Linked DNA regions of Homo sapiens: regions 2, 3 and 4 are each linked to region 1. The links are chromatin contacts, found by Hi-C or POLR2A ChIA-PET in ENCODE. All regions are on one chromosome and are shown on one strand. The core of a region is the stretch at or near the end of the contact, and the rest is flanking DNA. Distances in the headings are between cores, read along the strand shown.

Evidence for each region. Hi-C counts contacts between places; a loop is a spot of excess contacts on that map. ChIA-PET counts read pairs that join two places held with the same protein, here RNA polymerase II (POLR2A). Pooled maps may share reads with other maps.
Region 2: a map of CD4-positive, alpha-beta T cell shows a loop between it and region 1 (6-fold over the local background). The contact joins the promoter of PDSS2 here to the promoter of CDC40 in region 1. A Hi-C loop is called at or near these places in 2 of 168 maps with a recorded cell type or tissue (CD4-positive, alpha-beta T cell and naive thymus-derived CD4-positive, alpha-beta T cell) and 11 of 50 pooled maps. POLR2A ChIA-PET finds 5 or more read pairs at or near these places in 1 of 52 experiments (CD4-positive, alpha-beta memory T cell).
Region 3: a loop to region 1 is called in a map of CD8-positive, alpha-beta T cell, with 9 times the contacts of the local background. The contact joins the promoter of SEC63 here to the promoter of CDC40 in region 1. A Hi-C loop is called at or near these places in 3 of 168 maps with a recorded cell type or tissue (B cell, CD8-positive, alpha-beta T cell and heart right ventricle), 1 of 37 single-sample maps with no recorded cell type and 13 of 50 pooled maps.
Region 4: a map of CD8-positive, alpha-beta T cell shows a loop between it and region 1 (15-fold over the local background). The contact joins the promoter of OSTM1 here to the promoter of CDC40 in region 1. A Hi-C loop is called at or near these places in 3 of 168 maps with a recorded cell type or tissue (CD4-positive, alpha-beta T cell, CD8-positive, alpha-beta T cell and naive thymus-derived CD4-positive, alpha-beta T cell), 1 of 37 single-sample maps with no recorded cell type and 13 of 50 pooled maps.

What each region holds. Positions count from the first base shown.
Region 1 is chr6:110,178,870-110,181,876 of GRCh38, reverse strand. CDC40 (cell division cycle 40) reads right to left here and starts at 1,450. Exons shown (of 15, transcript NM_015891.3): 1 at 1,244-1,450. The coding sequence starts at 1,432. It overlaps WASF1 (WASP family member 1), which reads left to right and starts at 2,207. Exons shown (of 11, transcript NM_003931.3): 1 at 2,207-2,438. RefSeq lists silencers at 2,178-2,287, 2,528-2,847.
Region 2 is chr6:107,457,984-107,460,990 of GRCh38, reverse strand. PDSS2 (decaprenyl diphosphate synthase subunit 2) reads left to right here and starts at 1,427. Exons shown (of 8, transcript NM_020381.4): 1 at 1,427-2,001. The coding sequence starts at 1,706. RefSeq lists enhancers at 465-1,386, 1,107-1,556.
Region 3 is chr6:107,956,696-107,959,702 of GRCh38, reverse strand. SEC63 (SEC63 protein translocation regulator) reads left to right here and starts at 1,495. Exons shown (of 21, transcript NM_007214.5): 1 at 1,495-1,817. The coding sequence starts at 1,694. RefSeq lists enhancers at 252-852, 1,455-2,056 and a silencer at 1,293-1,832.
Region 4 is chr6:108,073,361-108,076,367 of GRCh38, reverse strand. OSTM1 (osteoclastogenesis associated transmembrane protein 1) reads left to right here and starts at 1,627. Exons shown (of 6, transcript NM_014028.4): 1 at 1,627-2,118. The coding sequence starts at 1,717. RefSeq lists a silencer at 1,417-1,856.

The DNA of each region.
Region 1 (3,007 bases), core at 201-2,700:
GTTTCAAGAAAGAGGAACTAATGAACAGTGTCATTTGATGCAGACATTTAAGTCAGATGGCTGAACTTGACAACTGGAAGGCCTGGGACATCACTCACAGACAGTAGTTTCCCAAGAGGATAGGGCCAGACTGCATTGGGTTGAGGAGAAAATGAGACGAAGACAAAAAGAGAGCTCCAAAAAGCTGAGCTGTGAAAGGAGAAGACTCAGGAGGTTACTGGAGGGGCTTAAGTTTGGAAAGTTTTGTTTTGATAGGAAGTTAGGAGGATTCTAAGCATTCTTTCATGACAGATGTCCATTTTTAAAAAGTAAAATTCACATACAGCTTGTTAAAAACCTGTAAAACACTTCTTAAGTCATTAAACTAGACTTGGGGACATGATACAAAGGAATTTTTGGACACCGCCTCCCCTCTTCACATCTTGAGCTGATCACCTACCTCGGGCTCTACTGGGCCTACACTACCAATTGGTAGATGCTCTCATCAGGCTCCAGACACATCAGCTTTTCCTCAGTTCTTCAAACCCACTAGGCTCTTTGCGTTCTCAGGCTTGCCTGTCACCTCTGCCTGGAAACTCTTGCCTTATTAATCAGCTTCCTCCATTGAGATCATGCAGCTGTTTCTCAAATCCAAGGCCTTTTTCTCACTGTATTAACACACACAATCATAAAACATTTACTGCACTCTCACTAGTTGGCTCTGTGCTATATGCTTTATTTGTGTAATTTCACTCAATTTTCACACTCATCTTTTCATGTAGACAGATGTTTTGAAAATGATCTCCACTGTACAGGTGAGGAAAGAAAGGAGGCTGCATAACTTGTCCAAGTTCACACAAGTGGTGGTGCCAGGATTAGAACCTAGTTCTTCAAAAATAAGACAAATCGAGGCCACTGCTCACACAATACTCTAGTTTGGGAAGTCCTGATCTAATTTCACTTATGTTCCGAGATTACACCTGCACTTTCCAGGCTATGTCCCTAATCCACAAATTCAAATTTCATCCCCTCCTTCCACTTGCTTTCTGATGGCGGGAGGCAAGGGCAGAGAGCATCGGAGGGCTATTCCGAACTTCCAATTCTGCCTCTCCCGAGGATGCATGTGGGAAGGAGAAGAAATTCAAACGTTAGCAACTTATCTCTGAGCACTGAGAAAGAGGTAACCCGGTACCTAACAAGCGGCTGGCAGTTCTGGAGCTGAAGCCAACAATTCCCACACTGCATTAGTAGCAAAAGTGCTTACCTTAACTGCCACCTCCGGAGCCGAGTCCACTGCCACTGCTAGAGACGGCTTTGATGAAGGCGATTTAGTCAAGTGCATGAGGGAGTCGGCGGCTGGCAGCGGACACCGACTGCTCTCACTGTCCGAGTCCGATTCGGACCCTGAACCCGAACCATAGGAAGCGGCCAGAGCTGCAATCGCAGCCGACATGACGGCAACAAATCTTCTGCGGAGACCCTGCCAGGGCGGAAGAAGAAGAGGCTCCCAGGTCCTGACAGATTGCAATGGAACACATCATTAACTTTCTTTGCTAAGAAATAATGTCTTACATTTTGAAACAATAAGCTAATTATTATTAGAATAACTACTGTCGAGCTGAGAGCTTAAAAAAGTTTATCTAGGGAAAAAGGGAGAATTATAATAGTTTATAACATTTAGGACCTAGTTGACTAAAGAATATGAGTTCCAAAATACCTTGAGGCCTCGCGGTCCTGCACTCCCAGCGTGCAGCGCGGCAGGAAGCGCGAGAGGGCACAATGGGAAGTGTAGTTTGCAACGAGGGGGCGGAACGGGGGCGTGTCCCCCTTTGACCCCGCCCCCGAATGGATGTTCCATTCAATTGGCTATCATCTTCCCTCATTCCCTAGCCAAGCAGTGTTCTCTTCGTCCCCCTCCCCCAAACTGAGGATTGGGCAATACCACAGAACCTCAGGAAAGGGGGGAAGAGCGAGCTTCGGCCCCACTAATGGGGGAGTGGGCGGAGGCTGGATTTCCCACCTCGGCTGCACCTGGGCACTGGAGGCTGAAGAGGAAAGTGAGAATCTGAAGTTTTGAGACCTCTGACTGGCCAGGAATAGCTCCTGGGGCGGGGGGCAAGGATGGGACCATAGGCGGAAAGAGTCTCGCGGTCCCCCCTGCTTCTGGCGCGGGTCCCTGCGCCCGGTTGTGGAGCGTCTCGCGCGGGGAGGGGGCGGGGGGAACGGCAGCTCGCGGTGTTGTTCACTCGCGCGTCGAGCACACGGTGGGTCCGGCGGCGGGTTGGCGCCCCAGGCGGCGTTCCCTGTGGCCTGGCGCCTGGGCCGCTGCCCTGAGCGGGTTCCGCCCCAGAGCCCGACCCTCCTGGGGGCTCTAGGCGGAGTCCCGCGAGCCGAGGGGGACCGGCGACCGCTGCCGAAGCATGAAGAAGGGGTAAGGCGTGAGCCCCCAAGATTTCACGGTGAGCGCGAGTCCCTGAGGAATTGCTTTTTTCGGGGAGGGGGTGTTGGGAGAGGAACTCTTCCTTACTGGCCGGAGCAGACCGAGTGGTGTGTGGCCCGCAAAGGTGACGGGGATGGATGGGCGCGCCTTCCCCGCCCCGGCCCCCACCCCCATCCGCGGGTTTTCCGAGCGCCCACCGCCCACCCGCCAGCGGGGCTGGGTGCCGAGGGAGACGGCGGCGGGCGCGCCTGGGGCTTGGCTGCAGGGACCGCCCCGGGGCTGCTCTCGCTGGAGAGACTGTGGGTGTCACCTGAGGTGCCACCGCCCGGGCTTCCCTGCCCACCCGCGCCCGCGGTCCGCCCCGTGCCTCTTTCCGGGGGAGGCGGTAGCCCCGGGCGACAGAGAATCCCCTGCTCGCCCTACGTGCGCGAGGCTCGGTAAAGCGAGCTCGTGCGTTTGCGTGTTTGCTCCGCGAGTCGGTGTCTGAAAACATAACGGTAAAGCGAGTGCGGGCATCCTTTTCTTCGTTGGAAGGGGAGGCGAAGCGGTGCTGTCGCTTCTGGTGCCTGTTCATGGGGGCTGCCTTGG
Region 2 (3,007 bases), core at 178-2,677, 2.7 Mb after region 1:
GTTTGAGACCAGCCTGGTCAACATGGTGAAACCCAGTCTCTACTAAAAATACAAAAGTTAGCCGGGCGTGGTGGCAGGCGCCTGTAGTCCCAGCCACTTGGGAGGCTGAGGCACAAGAATTGCTTGAAACTGGGAGGCGGAGGTTGCAGTGAGCTGAAATCGCGCCGCTGTACTCCAGCTTGGGTGACAGAGCAAGACCCATCTCAAAAAATAAATAAAAAATAAAAATAAAATACCATGAATTTGGAAGGATTTTGAAAGTTTTAGAGAGTTTTATAAGCTATTTTTAAGAGTGTAAAAAATGGATAATATATCCTTTATTAAGAACGGTTAACACCTGTTTTAGGTGATAAGAAAGGAGGTAAGATCTTAGGCACATTTGAAAAAAAAATAGGTAGCATTACTTAAAAGATAATCATATTGACTGTTTCCTCTCAGCAATAAGGAGAAAAGAGTGGATGGGAGCCTATTATTTAGACGGTGTAATCTTTCGGTTAGAATACGGATTCTGAAACCAGATTGTCTGGGCTCACATCCCTGTCTAGTGTGGTCTTAGGGAACTTACGCGACTCGACTGCACCTTAGTTTCCTCATACAAAACACGGAGAATACTAATATTATCTACTTAATGAGGTTGTTCTGAGGATTAAATAAAGTAATACATGAACTAGTACGTGAAAAGCACTCCGGTCAGCGATAGTCTTCAATCCTGGAGTTGAGCTCCAGGCTAGGCATAAAGAGGAAGATAAGAGGCAGGGAGTAGGCAACGTTTCATTCTTCCTCTCCGCACCCGCGGGAAGGAGGCACCGCTGTTTCTCCCAAGGCTCAGCGAGGAGGCCGGTAATTCGAAGTTGGATCCGAGGACTTTCCTTGGGACCCCTTTCCGCCGCACCACGCTGCCTTATGTCTGGTTGGGCCCTGAGGACACGAGGGCTCAGCCCCACGCCCCGACTAGGCGTTCCACCACTGAGACGTGGCCCCAGCTCCAGGAGGCATGCAGCCCGAGAGGCCGCCTTCACGCCCGGCCACGGCCACTGCCACTGCCAGGGGCTGGTGGCGATAGCGACAAAAAGCTTCCGGGAGGAACTGGTGCCTCCGCCCGACGCCCTTCCTTGCGGGCAAGCCGGGGGCTGACCGTTGTTCGTGACACCAATACTTATGCATGCCACTCAGTGCTGGGCGCCGGGGACTCTAATGAATCCAGACTCGGCCCAGATACCGTGTGCAGAGGGACCACTCGCCGCCCACAACTGATCCCTGTCACTGACGACCTTTGCTGGCCCAGAGCGGCGGGGTGGGAGGAGCTGAACCTCCCAACCCGGGTTCACCTCCAAAGCACCGCCCCTGCGGGGGCGTTCTCGGGTACGCCGTAAAGTAGAGAGTATACTTAACAACCCGCCTCTGTCTTTACGGCAGGCCGCATTCCATGCCTCCAATATGGCGTCCTCCACATAGGCAGTGGCTGTGGTTTCTACCCCGGGTGGCCGGGGGCAGTGCTGAGCTGGGACTGTTGTTTGCCCAGCCTGGGCTGCAGAAAGCAGCAGTTAAAGTTCGTTTCTGGTCACTGCTCCAGGAAGCCACCTTACTCTGAGGGTCAAGAATTGCCGCTTCCTTTTAGTTACTGTAAGTTCCTCCTCTGCCCCTGGTTTGTTTCCCGCGGCACTTCTGGATACCCCCAGGTCCCAGACCCTTCCAGACTCAAACCATGAACTTTCGGCAGCTGCTGTTGCACTTGCCACGTTATCTTGGAGCCTCGGGTTCCCCGCGTCGCCTGTGGTGGTCCCCGTCCCTCGACACCATCTCCTCGGTGGGCTCTTGGCGTGGTCGGTCCTCCAAGTCCCCGGCCCACTGGAATCAGGTAGTGTCAGAGGCGGAGAAGATCGTGGGGTACCCCACGTCCTTCATGAGCCTTCGCTGCCTGCTGAGCGACGAGCTCAGCAACATCGCTATGCAGGTGCGGAAGCTGGTGGGCACTCAGCACCCTCTGCTTACCACAGCCAGGTGAGCTACCCCTCTCCCGCTGACACACTCGCACTCATTGGAATACTTTTTTTTCTGGCGGGCATACGCATTCTAGCTCTCTCAGACTGGCTCCTGATTTATCTCTTTTTAGTCCTTCCTTTTTACTCACTCCTCCTAGACATTCCGTGTTGTCTCTTCTCTAGTCCACTTAACGTTCTTGCTCAGCTGAGTGCATAAGTGGTTTTCTTTGAAACACTTGTATGCTTTCCTCGATTTTGCTTCTTAATTGTTGAGGATGAAGATGCCTCAGTGATTTGTGGAGAAATCGAGCGGAGATGTAGGTTTATTGAGTCACTTCCTAGAAATTTTTTTTTTTTTTAATGGGATAGATTAATTTTCTGTCCCGCACTGTTCAGGGGGTCACCTCCAGAAAGTAGGCAAGGAGAGAGAGAGAGGCTGAAGGTAGATAATTCTTTCCAACGAATGTCTTGGGGTTGAAGTAGGAATTTATCCCGTTAGTAGTCATTATCTTCTTGGGATGTTTATCACTTATGCTGTACTACTGCTGTGAAACCTGCCTTTAGGATTTATAAAAGTTTTTTTTTTTTTTTTTTTTGAGACGGAGTCTCGCTTTGTCGCCCAGGCGGGAGTAGCTGGGACTACAGGTGCCCGCCACCACGTCCGGCTAATTTTGTTTTTGTATTTTTAGTAGATACGGGGTTTCACCGTGTTAGCCAGGATCGTCTCAATCTCCTGACCTCGTGATCCACCCGCCTCGGCCTCCCAAAGTGCTGGGATTACAGGCGTGAGCCACCGTGCCCGGCCAAAAGTTTTTTTTTTTTCTTCCACTTAAACCCCACACCTGAATTGTAATTAGTTTAAACATACAGCGAAGTTACAAAAATAATATAGTTCAAAGAACACACTTGCATACTCTTTAATCAGATCCACCTGCTACGTAGATATGTCTATATATGTCAATATATACATTAAATACATATACACACAGATATATATACTATTCACGTGTATATATCTTTCTATA
Region 3 (3,007 bases), core at 246-2,745, 2.2 Mb after region 1:
AATGGACTCTGGGATAGACCCCAGCCACAGCTGCCGCTGGACCGTGGGGTCGTTCAAAGATCTGGGCAGAAGTCCAGTTTCCAGCTCAGCGGACACCAGCCTCTAGGGTCCCACAGCCAGGGGAAGGAGAGGCTCCCGAGAGCGACTGCTCCCGCCACCGTCCATCCCTGAAATGCAGTTTCCTGTTCACAACCCGCAGGGAGAATGCCAGTCACTGTCAGGAAATTTTAAGGTCCTGGGCGATGGAGGGTCAAGGGCACACTGGCTTTGTGGCATCAAAATGATATGGGTTTGAATCCTCAGACATTCTTTTACTGTGAGGGACCTTGGGCAGTCTCTCTGGGCCTCAATTTTCTCATTTGTAGAGCAGACATACTTTGCTTTATTCCATGGGGTTTACTGATGACTAAATGACACAAAACAATAAAGGTCTCAGCCTACCGCCTGAAGCTGGTGGTTATAATTAGCAGCTCTGGAATGGGTAGGGAACCATCTGTAACGGCTTGGGGAAATCTTCATCTGCAAGATGGGCACAGCGTAGATTCAAATCTGTCGCCCAGTGGAGAGCGATCCGGTCTCACTGCAACCTCCGCCTCCCGGGTTCAAGCGATTCTCCTGCCTCAGCCTCCTGAGTAGCTGGGATTACAGGCGCGTGCCACCACAGCCGGCTAGTTTTTGTATTTTTAGTAGAGACGCGGTTTCACCATGTTGGTTAGGCTGGTCTGGAACTCCTGACCTCATGATCCACCCGGTCTCCCAAAGTACTGGGATTACAGGCATGAGCCACTGCGCCCGGCCAGATAGTAAACATTGCTTTGAAAACACAACTGCAACCCACACCTCCCGCAACCCACACCTCCCCATCCCCCAATTTTTTTTTTTTTTGAGATGGAGGCGCGCGCCACCACGTCCGGCTAATTTTTGTATTTTTAGTAGAGAGTGGGTTTCACCATGTTGGTCAGGCTGGTCTCGAACTCCTGATCTCATGATCCGTCCGCCTCGGCCTCTCAAAGTGCTGGGATTACAGGCGTGAGCCACTGTGCCCGGCCTCCCACCCCCTATTCTAAATGACACTTGTTTCCAAAATATGGGGGCTGGAGGAGCAGATCCAGAACCCAAGGAAACGTGATCAACCAGGGCAATTAATCCAGAGGGCAGGACAGGCTGAGCCTCAGCTCTTCTCTGAATATCTGGGACCCCTGCGCAGCCAGGTGAACCGCCCGCGACCGCTGCTCCGGCGGGAAGCCTTCTCTGGGATCCTGTACGCCGACGCCCGGAATCCGGCGTGGTGCGCTGGGAAACTGAGCGGTGGAGGAAGGCGGAGCGGTTAGGGGCGGGACCCTAGGGGAGGGGTTGGGGGAGGGCTTTGACGTTAGGGCGGGGCTAAGGGCGAGACCTCGCCGAGTTCCACCGTTGCGCTCGCCACGTCTCCCTTAGCGAGCTCGCTGGGGACACGCAGGGGGAGGGAAAACTGAGCGGGGCGGGAACTATCTCCTCTCGCGAGAGCTGGCGACGGCGGCGGCAGCGGCAGAGGTGGCGGCGGCGTGTCCGTGAGAGTGGCGTGGGGGCGGGGAGGAGAGGCGGCGGCGGCAGTGTCCAAGCTACGCCACTCGGGCCGGGGCGTTGGGAGCGGGAGTGCAGAGCGTGGTCGTGGCGGCGGCGGTGAGAAGAGCGAGGCGGAGGAGGGGGTGCCATGGCCGGGCAGCAGTTCCAGTACGATGACAGTGGGAACACCTTCTTCTACTTCCTCACCTCCTTCGTGGGGCTCATCGTGATCCCGGCGACATACTACCTCTGGCCCCGAGATCAGAATGCCGGTGAGTCCCGCCGGCCTTTGCCCGCGAACCCGCGCAGGCCCCGCCAGCGCCCCCAGGCCCTGCGGCGCCCGCTTGCCCGGCCCCAGCCCGCGGCGTCCGGGATGACAGGGACGGTGCGGCCCGGCCTGTGTCCAGCGTCCGCCACTGGCGGGGCCCGGGTCAGCAGCGTTTCCCTCGGCGCTTCTCCACCTCCCTTCATTGTCCTCAGGAGTTTCGCTCGCTCCATCTTCTCCATTGTTGTGGACGCTCCTTGCAGCCTCCTCCTGCCTCTTTGTCTTCTCTGCCTTTGCTTTTATTGGGGATTTTTCTTTATGGAGGAAGCGGGATGGGGACTTGGGAGGTGAGCAAAGAGTTGGCCAAGAAGAGACTGAACGTGCGGGCACAACTCTCAGTCCGTCCAGTTCGCGGCCCTCATCCCCCGACTCCGGTTTCCCTGTTGCAGCTGCTCTTAACAGATGTTTTAGGGCATCTCTGAGCCGGGTGGCATGCTTAGGACTCCAATTGAGCTTTCCACCGCCTACCCCCGTCACTTCCTCCCGTTGCTTTTTCATTTGTTCACTCACTGTGGGGGTTGGAAGCAATGCCGTTATTCCTCTTAGCAAAAATAGGCTTTTTTCTATTTCCTTTTCTTCGGAGTTTCCTGTTTGTGACGGAAAAAGTGCAAGTATGAAGGATTAAGTCTCGTTTAATTAATCTTGTAGGGAATTTTGAGGTAGTGGGTCGATTTACTTTTGGTTCTAAGTCTTTTCACATTAAACAACATCGAATTAAAGCACAGAATAACAGATTCTTTTCATATTTCACTTGATGTTTGGGTAATGTTTGCATCCATTTGTTGCACTCTACTAGGACATATGGCAGATGGTATTCTTAAAGCTGATGTAACTGCGAGGGCCTAATGGGTTATTTATGGTAGTGTTAACAGTAAGGAGTGGGTTTTGAGTATTAACAACTTAGGGAAAGCTTTCTATTGCACAAGAGCTGTGCTAACTTGCTTAAATATCTTCTCTTCAATTGGGTGTGCTGGAGGTCTAGGTTGTCCAGGTTATATACTCTACTTGGAGAAGTTGTTAACAGTGAAGCCTTGAATCAGCTCAGAACTTGTTATACTTTCAGATGGATTCAGTGTCCTGTAACATTCTTTTTCCCCCCCGCCCCATGTGATCTGCAGGAAACTAACATTCTTGACT
Region 4 (3,007 bases), core at 378-2,877, 2.1 Mb after region 1:
AAGCAAATTTAGGAACATAAAACAATAACCAAACAGACGGGGTAAAAAGTAACTATAAGAACCCCCAGGCTGGGCACAGCAGCCTGTGCCTGTAGTCCAATTGTTTGGCAGGCCGAGGCAGGAGGATCCCTTGAACCTAGGAGTTCGAGGCCATCCTGGGCAGTCTAGCGAGACTATGTCTCAAAACCAAACCAAACAAAATACACAACAACAACAAAAAAGTTTTTGAAGAACCCTCAGAAACATAAATTAGGACCCTAAGCTAAGTAGACTTTAGTGCAACAGCTCTGCAATTTACAAGGCAAAAATTACAACCCTGAAAAGCAGGATGACACAAAGCCCGGAAATAATTTTCTACCAACCTGGTTGGTCAGATACTTGTCAGAAAACTGTTTTCCAGGTTATGAGCTTAAATTCTTTTTACAGACTGGCAACGGTATCAGGACGCTTTTTAGAGTGTCCCCTGCTATTGCCTCGGGCATGTCAGAAACTGGATAGGAGTTTCAAGTTGAGCAGTTTGTCCAGGATTTCCTGGGCTTTAGCACTGAACGCGCTGCGTCCCTGGTACCCCTTCAGTTCCAAGCAAACCTGCTTGTTGGCCACTGTAGGACCAGACTTACGTCAAGTACAGTTGCCACTACACAGATGTGGCTACTTACATTTAAGTTAAATACTTTTTACTTTTGAGATGGAGTCTCACTTTGTCGTGCAGGCTGGGGTACAGTGGCGCGATCTCGGCTCACTGCAGCCTCGACCTCCTGGCTCAAGCCATCCTCCCCGCTCAACCTAGGACTACAGGCTTGCGCCACCACGCCCAGCGGCTAATTTTTGTATTTTTAGTAGATACGGGGTTTCGCCATGTTGGCGAGGCTGGTCTCCAACTCCTGGCTTCAAGCGATCTGCCTGCCTCGGCCTCCCAAAGTGCTGGGATTACAGGCGTGAGCCACCGCGCCGGCCCTAAATTAAATTAAAAATTCAGTTCCTCAGCCGGCTCAACACCACACATGTGGCCAGTGGCTGCCTTAATAACGCAGATGTAGAATATTTCCCTCATCTCACAGAGTTCTGACAACGCTGAGGCAGACAGTTGAGAGTTTTTTTAAAAACAAAAACAAAAAGCTTGGAAACCGCTAGTCTCCACCACCTATAATAACCAACGGGCATTATTACTCTCTCCAAATGGGATGAGGAAAAAACTACGCTAAGGAACACCATGCAGAAAATCTGCCGAGGCACAGGCCAGCGGGGTTTCTCTGCGAACGCAGCCGACGGCCATTTCCACAGCGGAGGCCGTCGTCGGTCCAGCGAGGTAAGAAACTTGTAGGACGCCCGGAACTCCCAGAGGGTTGGGCGTTCAAGGGTCAGGACCCCCGAGATGCAATTGTCCAAAGCGGTGGGTGCTCGTGGTCACCGGCTGGCGAGCCTCGGCTACGGATACCCCAATGCACCACTCCGCCCCGCCCCGCGCCTAACGCCGGCTGGAGAGCGCGCGGCCGCAGGGTAGGCGCCCTCCCGCACGCGCGAAGGCCTGCGGCCCGGAGGCAGCCGGCAGCCAATGGGGCGGGGCGCCGCGCGCAGGGGGCGGGGCCGTGACGCGCCCTCCTCGTGACCCGGCTCTCGGCCTGCGCTCGCGGAAACCGGAAGCGGCGGCTGTCCGCGGTGCCGGCTGGGGGCGGAGAGGCGGCGGTGGGCTCCCTGGGGTGTGTGAGCCCGGTGATGGAGCCGGGCCCGACAGCCGCGCAGCGGAGGTGTTCGTTGCCGCCGTGGCTGCCGCTGGGGCTGCTGCTGTGGTCGGGGCTGGCCCTGGGCGCGCTCCCCTTCGGCAGCAGTCCGCACAGGGTCTTCCACGACCTCCTGTCGGAGCAGCAGTTGCTGGAGGTGGAGGACTTGTCCCTGTCCCTCCTGCAGGGTGGAGGGCTGGGGCCTCTGTCGCTGCCCCCGGACCTGCCGGATCTGGATCCTGAGTGCCGGGAGCTCCTGCTGGACTTCGCCAACAGCAGCGCAGAGCTGACAGGGTGTCTGGTGCGCAGCGCCCGGCCCGTGCGCCTCTGTCAGACCTGCTACCCCCTCTTCCAACAGGTCGTCAGCAAGATGGACAACATCAGCCGAGCCGCGGGGGTGGGTACAGGACCACGTCCGGGACTGTGGCTCAGGAGAGTTGGGAAAGGAGGAGGGTGTAATGATGGTCAGCGCTGGGGGCCTCAGTTTCCCCAACAGTAAGAAAAAGGGGTTGGACTGAGTCTGTAGAGTTGGGTCATCAGAAAAAGGGGGTGGCATTATGGGGCTTGGGATTTGGGTTTTTGCTTCCAAGAATGCTGTTGGACATCTTTGGTTCATATAGGTGTGATTGGTTTTCTTGGGGGTCCTGATTCCCCAACCCTCTTGCTCTTCCTCCACCCACTCCACCACGGCTTCTTCTCATCTTCACCTGGAGTTGCCAGGAAGGATCCTTTTCTGAAACAAGTGGGGTGGAGACACTGGTAGTGGTTAGAAATTTGAGCTTTGTAGCCAGAAATGTTCATGTCCACCAACTTCTAACTATGTAACCTTGGATTAATTATCTTCTCAGAACCTTAGTTTCCTCCTCTATAAAGTGGAAAGAACATCTGCCTAATGCGGCTGTTGGAAGAATTAAAAGAGATATTGCCTGTGACTTCATCTTAGTGATGTGAACAGTCTGGAGCTAGCTAGCGGCCAGGACTCCAGTTCCACTCTGCTTATTAGCGGTATACTATGGGCAAGTTACTTACATTCTCTGTGCCTGTTTACTAATCTGTAAAATGGGGATAAAAGGAGGTTTTAGAAAACAACACATAGTAATACCTCTAAGTAAATGGGAGGTAAATTTTTAAGAAATTGTAAGACTGCTCTTCATTCTTCATACCTTAAGGGTTCTCTAGGTGTGTGGTAGCTGCTGTGAGGCACTTAATTTTAAAAAGAAAAACAGACAATTCCTGCTCCTAAGTACTTTATAAAGTTTAGACTAGGAAAAGATTAGAGTGTCAGG